2 separate regions of the Homo sapiens genome follow, and region 2 is linked to region 1. The links are chromatin loops, found by intact Hi-C in ENCODE. Cell type or tissue: Caco-2. All regions are shown on one strand. Each heading gives the region's core, and the rest is flanking DNA. Links, peaks and the distances in the headings are about the cores only.

Region 1 (2,912 bases), core at 175-2,674:
CCGGCCGAGACCCCGTCTGGGAGGTGAGGAGCGTCTCTGCCCGGCCGCCCCGTCTGAGAAGTGAGGAGACCCTCTGCCTGGCAACCACCCCGTCTGAGAAGTGAGGAGCCCCTCCGCCCGGCAGCTGCCCCGTCTGAGAAGTGAGGAGCCTCTCCGCCCGGCAGCCACCCCATCTGGGAAGTGAGGAGCGTCTCCGCCCGGCAGCCACCCCGTCCGGGAGGGAGGTGGGGGGGGGTCAGCCCCCGCCCGGCCAGCCGCCCCATCCGGGAGGGAGGTGGGGGGTCAGCACCCCCGCCTGGCCAGCCGCCCCGTCCGGGAGGGAGGTGGGGGGTCAGCCCCCCGCCCGGCCAGCCGCCCCGTCCGGGAGGTGAGGGGCGCCTCGGCCCGGCCGCCCCTACTGGGAAGTGAGGAGCCCCTCAGCCCGGCCACCACCCCATCTGGGAAGTGAGGAGCGTCTCCGCCCGGCAGCCACCCCGTCCGGGAGGGAGATGGGGGGGTCAGCCCCCCGCCCGGCCAGCCGCCCCCTCCGGGAGGGAGGTGGGGGGGGTCAGCCCCCCTGCCCGGCCAGCCGCCCCGTCCGGGAGGTGAGGGGCGCCTCTGCCCGGCCGCCCCTACTGGGAAGTGAGTAGCCCCTCTGCCCGGCCACCACCCCGTCTGGGAGGTGTGCCCAACAGCTCATTGAGAACGGGCCAGGATGACAATGGCGGCTTTGTGGAATAGAAAGGCGGGAAAGGTGGGGAAAAGATTGAGAAATCGGATGGTTGCCGTGTCTGTGTAGAAAGAAGTAGACATGGGAGACTTTTCATTTTGTTCTGCACTAAGAAAAATTCCTCTGCCTTGGGATCCTGTTGATCTGTGACCTTACCCCCAACCCTGTGCTCTCTGAAACATGTGCTGTGTCCACTCAGGGTTAAATGGATTAAGGGCGGTGCAAGATGTGCTTTGTTAAACAGATGCTTGAAGGCAGCAGGCTTGTTAAGAGTCATCACCAATCCCTAATCTCAAGTAATCAGGGACACAAACACTGCGGAAGGCCTCAGGGTCCTCTGCCTAGGAAAACCAGAGACCTTTGTTCACTTGTTTATCTGCTGACCTTCCCTCCACTATTGTCCCATGACCCTGCCAAATCCCCCTCTGTGAGAAACACCCAAGAATTATCAATAAAAAAATAAATTAAAAAAAAAAAAAAGAAAAAAAAAGAAAATCAATTGATCATAAATACAAGGGTTTATTTTGGGGCTCTCTATTGTCTTCTGTTGGTCTCTATGTCTGTCCTTATGCCAGTATCACACTGCTTTCATTACTGTGGCTTTGTAGTAAGTTGTGAAATCAGGAGGTATGGGTCCTTCAACTTTGCTCTTCTTTTTCAATGTTGTTTTGACTATTTGAGGAATGCAGGTACTTTTTAAATAGGACTCCTAGAGGTACCAAGGAAAGGATGATCTATAACAGCTGCCGCTTACATACTTTAGGAAGAATGTTGCGGCTGTGTTTGGCCCATCTCATGGGTCTGGTGACCCTACTGTCTTGTCTGTACTAAGAAGTATGAATAGAATGCATGGTCTGATAAAGGTAAAAGCATTACGTTACATAGTTATATGCTATACATATTTAACTATTAAAACATACAAAATAGGCCAGGTGTGGTGGTTCATGCCTGTAATCCTAGCATCTTGGGAGGCTAAGGTGGGAGGATCACTTGAGGTCAGGAGTTCGAGACCAGCCTGGCCAACATGGCAAAACCCCATCTCTACTAAAAATACAAAAATTGTCCAGGCGTGGTGGCGCTTGCCTGTAATCCCAGCTACTGGGGAGGTTGAGGCAGGAGAATTGCTTGAACCCGGGAGGCGGAGGTTGCAGTGAGCCGAGATGACACCACTGCACTCCAGCCTGGGCAACAGAGCAAGACTCTGTCTTGGAAGAAAAAAAAGAGAGAGAGAAGAAGAAAAAACCCTACAAAATAGCATGGAATCAGAGATCTGAGATATCTGGTCTCTGTACGCACACATAACTTCAGTTTATCTGAACACTTCTGCTTGTTTCTGTTCTCTGCTCTCCTGACCCACCTCCTACCTTCGTTTTCCTGCATTCAGATGCTACATGCAAGTCATTTTTATCTATTTTTTTCCCCTGCAGACCATTTTTAAAACTCTGTGCTGTAATTGTACTGATTAAAATCAAGGGGGCCAGGTGTGATGGCTCATGCCTATAATTCTAACACTTTGAGAGGCCAAGGTGGGCGGATCACCTGAGGTCAGGAGTTCGAGACCAGCCAGACCAGCCAGACCAGCATGGAGAAACCCCATCTCTACTAAAAATACAAAATTAGCTCGGCGTGGTGGCAGGCGCCTGTAATCCCAGCTGCTCTGGAGGCTGAGGCAGGAGAATCACTTGAACCCGGGAGGTGGAGGTTGCAGTGAGCTGAGATTGCGCCATTGCTCTCCAGCCTGGGCGACAAGAGTGAAACTCCGTCTCAAAAACAAACAAACAAACAAACAAACAAAAAACATAAGGAATACATTCACCTGGTTCCAAATTCAAAGGTAAAAAGGCCCAGGATGAAAGTTTCCGTAGCATCCCTGCCTCCTTCCTGCCAATTTCCCCTCTCTGGCAACAACCATTCTTACTGCTTTCTTGTATTTTCTTCTAAATACATATATTTATACGTGTACATTCTTGAGCTGGATGCAGTTCAATAATGAATTCTAGCAACTCAGAAGGCTGAGGAGGGAGGACGACTTGAGCCCAGGGGTTCAAGGCTGCAGTGCAGGAGTTCACACCACTGCATTCCAGCCTAAGTGACAGAGCGAGACCCCAGCTCTAAAAACAAAACAAAACAAAAATATTCTGTTGCATAGCCAAGTAAAAAGAACTTCCTGACACAGCAATAGGGCAGCGCATGCTGTGGCTGC
Region 2 (2,912 bases), core at 299-2,798, 130 kb before region 1:
GAAACTCAACCAAAGTACCCAGCTGTTGGCAGCCCCACCCCAGGGTGAATCAACCTCTCTGGACAATGAGATGGATTTTCTCGGCACCTGAGATACCTTAGGTTGAACTGACCACACAAACTTGAGAAGGGAAAAATGCTAAGTCCGACCTCAGAACAGAGTCCAAGTTAAAACCAAAGCATATTCAGTCCAGGAGTGTGCATTTAAGAAAAGACCCTCCCCACGTTGTCCCCTTTCTCCAAAACGTCCCGCGTTCATCCTATGAAAGGGAAAAGGGTGCTGAAGACAGAGGAGGGAAGTATCAAAGACGCCGGAGGCCTCCATCAGCTATGTCACCACCCACCTTGTCCCTGAGCCCGGCTGCCCTCCCCTCCCACTGGAAGCTGCAGCAGACAAAGCTGCTGCTACCATGGCAAGTTTCCCTTCCTTTAAAAAATAAGACTGAAAACCTACCATTTAGGTCCTGGCCAACATGGCACTTTTCCGGGTAGCTCCTGTTTCATGGCAGAGGTTACCATGATTGTGGGTGGGTTAACTAGGCCAGGAATGGGAGATGAAAATTAATTTCTCTTTTCTCTATTCTTCAACTTTTCTCCTTTCTCTATTCTTCCTTCTTTCTATAACTCTATTTCCTTTCCCTTCCTTTATGTCACTGCTCTTGCTTGTGCCCTGAACATCTTCTTTCTTTTCCCTGGTAATCCATTCTACCTGTTCTTTTCTTCCTCCTGCTGTGATGTCAACAATTCCCATTCATCATTTGTTTTTTGAGACAGGGTCTCACTATGTCAACCAGGCTGAAGTGGAGTGGTGTGATCACAGCTCACTGCAACCTCAACCTCAAGCGATCCTCCTGCCTCAGCCTCTTGAGTAGCTGGGACTGTGGGCACACACCACCACACATGGCTAATTTTTGTATTTTTTGTAGAGATGGACTTTTGCCATGTTACCCAGGCTGGTCTTGAGCTCCTAGGCTCCAGTGATCTGCCCACCTCAGCCTCCAAAACTGCTAGGATTACAGGCATCAGCCACTGTGCTCAGCCCCTACTCATCACTCTTAAAAGAGGAATTTATAAAAGTCTTCAATAAACAAAAACCAAAGTGGAATTTTTAAACAATTCCAGATGGTAGACAATGCAAACACCTGCTGGTAGTTACACATCCTACAGGAACCATCTTACCTGTAGCCCCAGAAATATACACAGGTACCAGGGAGGAACATCTTCTATGGTATAAATCATGTCTGATCGCTGGGGGTCCAGACTGCCAGTGCTATCCAGGGTCTCAGCGAGAGAGCTCTGCGAGCCAGAAGGAGAAAAGAAGGTGCTCATTAAACGTGAAGACCAGTGTTAGCTCGGCCATGTACAGGCCACTATTACAGAAAAACAACTTTATCAAGTGGTTGCCATCTTCCTGCAGTTTTGAGCCTTGGCTATCTTTGAAGCCAAGTATTCTCTTTGGCTCAAGTACAGTCGCCCACCGGGATGGTCAATCCTCAGAATTTGGGGGGTCAGCGTCCTTGGGCAACATCTCATCCCTGAGAACACCAAACTTGCTCAGAGCTTCTCCCCAGGCCTGGGGATCCTCCTGCATGGACAGAGATGTTCCCAGGTTGAGACCACAAAATGATACCTTGGCACGAGCAGTCCTTGCGTGAGACCCCAGATGAAAAAAATCTTAGAAAATTTTAACCACTTTCAAAGAGACAGCACACTGATCTGCCCCTCCCAGCCCACTTCATCCCTGCAAGTAAAAAGGATCTTTGTACTTTAAAATTCTACACCCTCCTATCCAAACACTATTGCTCAGATAACGTTAGGTGAAAAGAGTAATTCTAAAGTATATAAACACGGTGATTTGAATTCTGTTTAAAAAACAAAACATTAAAAATGTATTCATAGTTTAGGTGACAGGTTTTTTCTTCTTTTTCTCCTAACACTAGTAAAAAAAATATTTTAAAACATTAAGTGTGGCATGGTTTTTTAAGCAAAAATCATCATAAAGACCAGTCACTTTAGGTTAGAGTCCAGCCTCTTCCAATCACCCCCAGCATCAGTTCTGAACTCATGCAGTATCTGAGCCAAACAGAAAACTCAAGGTAGCCCCGAGTTCCCCAGGAGAACCTCAAAACTGCTCTGGTTTCAAACACCACACAAATAATCTTTCCTTGGAATTTCTACAATCATTTCTTGGAATCCAAGATATGTATCTCATTTTAAGAAATGTTTTATAACCTAGCAAACAAAGTGTTTAACAGGAAACAAAATGAAGAGATATCCACATGGAAAAATGCTGATTCCATGTGTTCCACCCACATGGAGGCAACAGGGGTTTGGGGTTTGGGGCCCAATACCCTTAAACAAAAGAAGGGACACAGTTCACCCTCACCTTTCACAGCCAGAAGGTAAATGTCTGATGGAAGCTGACATCTCATCTAATCCAAATGTAACTGAATATGACCTTTTGGGTAAAACTTTCTCTTCCGTCCTAACAAGGGATACTGGCAAATTTACATTGTGTTGAATTTGTTACAATGGATTATGGATGTCTTTAAAAACTTGTTGGGAGAAATGGTAGAAAAAGTACGTATGTGTCTGAGGGGTGTAGCATGTAGTGATGTACAATAAAGATTAACTCAGCAGGTCTGGGTTGTCCAAACCCCGCACATTTCAAAGAAAGGGTTGAGTCTTGCCTGGTACGTGGGGGATAACCTGAGCTCTTGGGGTTTCTGCCTCTTAAACATGTCTTTTTAGGCCCAGTGCAGTGGCTCACACCTGTGGTCCCAGCACCATGGGATGCTAAGGTGTGAGGATCACTTGAGGCCAGGGTTCAAGAACAGCCTGGGCAACATAGTGAGGCCTCTTCTCTAGTTTATACATATTTTTTTACCTGAAACTTGGCCACACAGTGTCAGC

The links. Peaks named below come from ENCODE experiments on the same cell type or tissue, not always from the same donor. Only the 100,000 strongest peaks of a DNase experiment are listed, where the experiment ranks them.
Region 2: it touches region 1 in a loop (7-fold over the local background); 1 of 110 quality-filtered maps calls a loop at or near these places.

What each region holds. Positions count from the first base shown.
Region 1 is chr20:5,027,489-5,030,400 of GRCh38, forward strand. No RefSeq gene overlaps it. Among named protein-coding and RNA genes, the nearest start is that of SLC23A2, 27 kb to the left of the region's middle. RefSeq lists an enhancer at 679-1,208. In Caco-2, for the core only: no CTCF peak of the experiment used is centred there; DNase peaks (open chromatin) are centred at 976 and 1,493.
Region 2 is chr20:4,901,264-4,904,175 of GRCh38, forward strand. SLC23A2 (solute carrier family 23 member 2) reads right to left here. Exons shown (of 17, transcript NM_005116.6): 5 at 1,179-1,295. Among named protein-coding and RNA genes, the nearest start is that of RASSF2, 79 kb to the left of the region's middle. In Caco-2, for the core only: no CTCF peak of the experiment used is centred there; no DNase peak of the experiment used is centred there.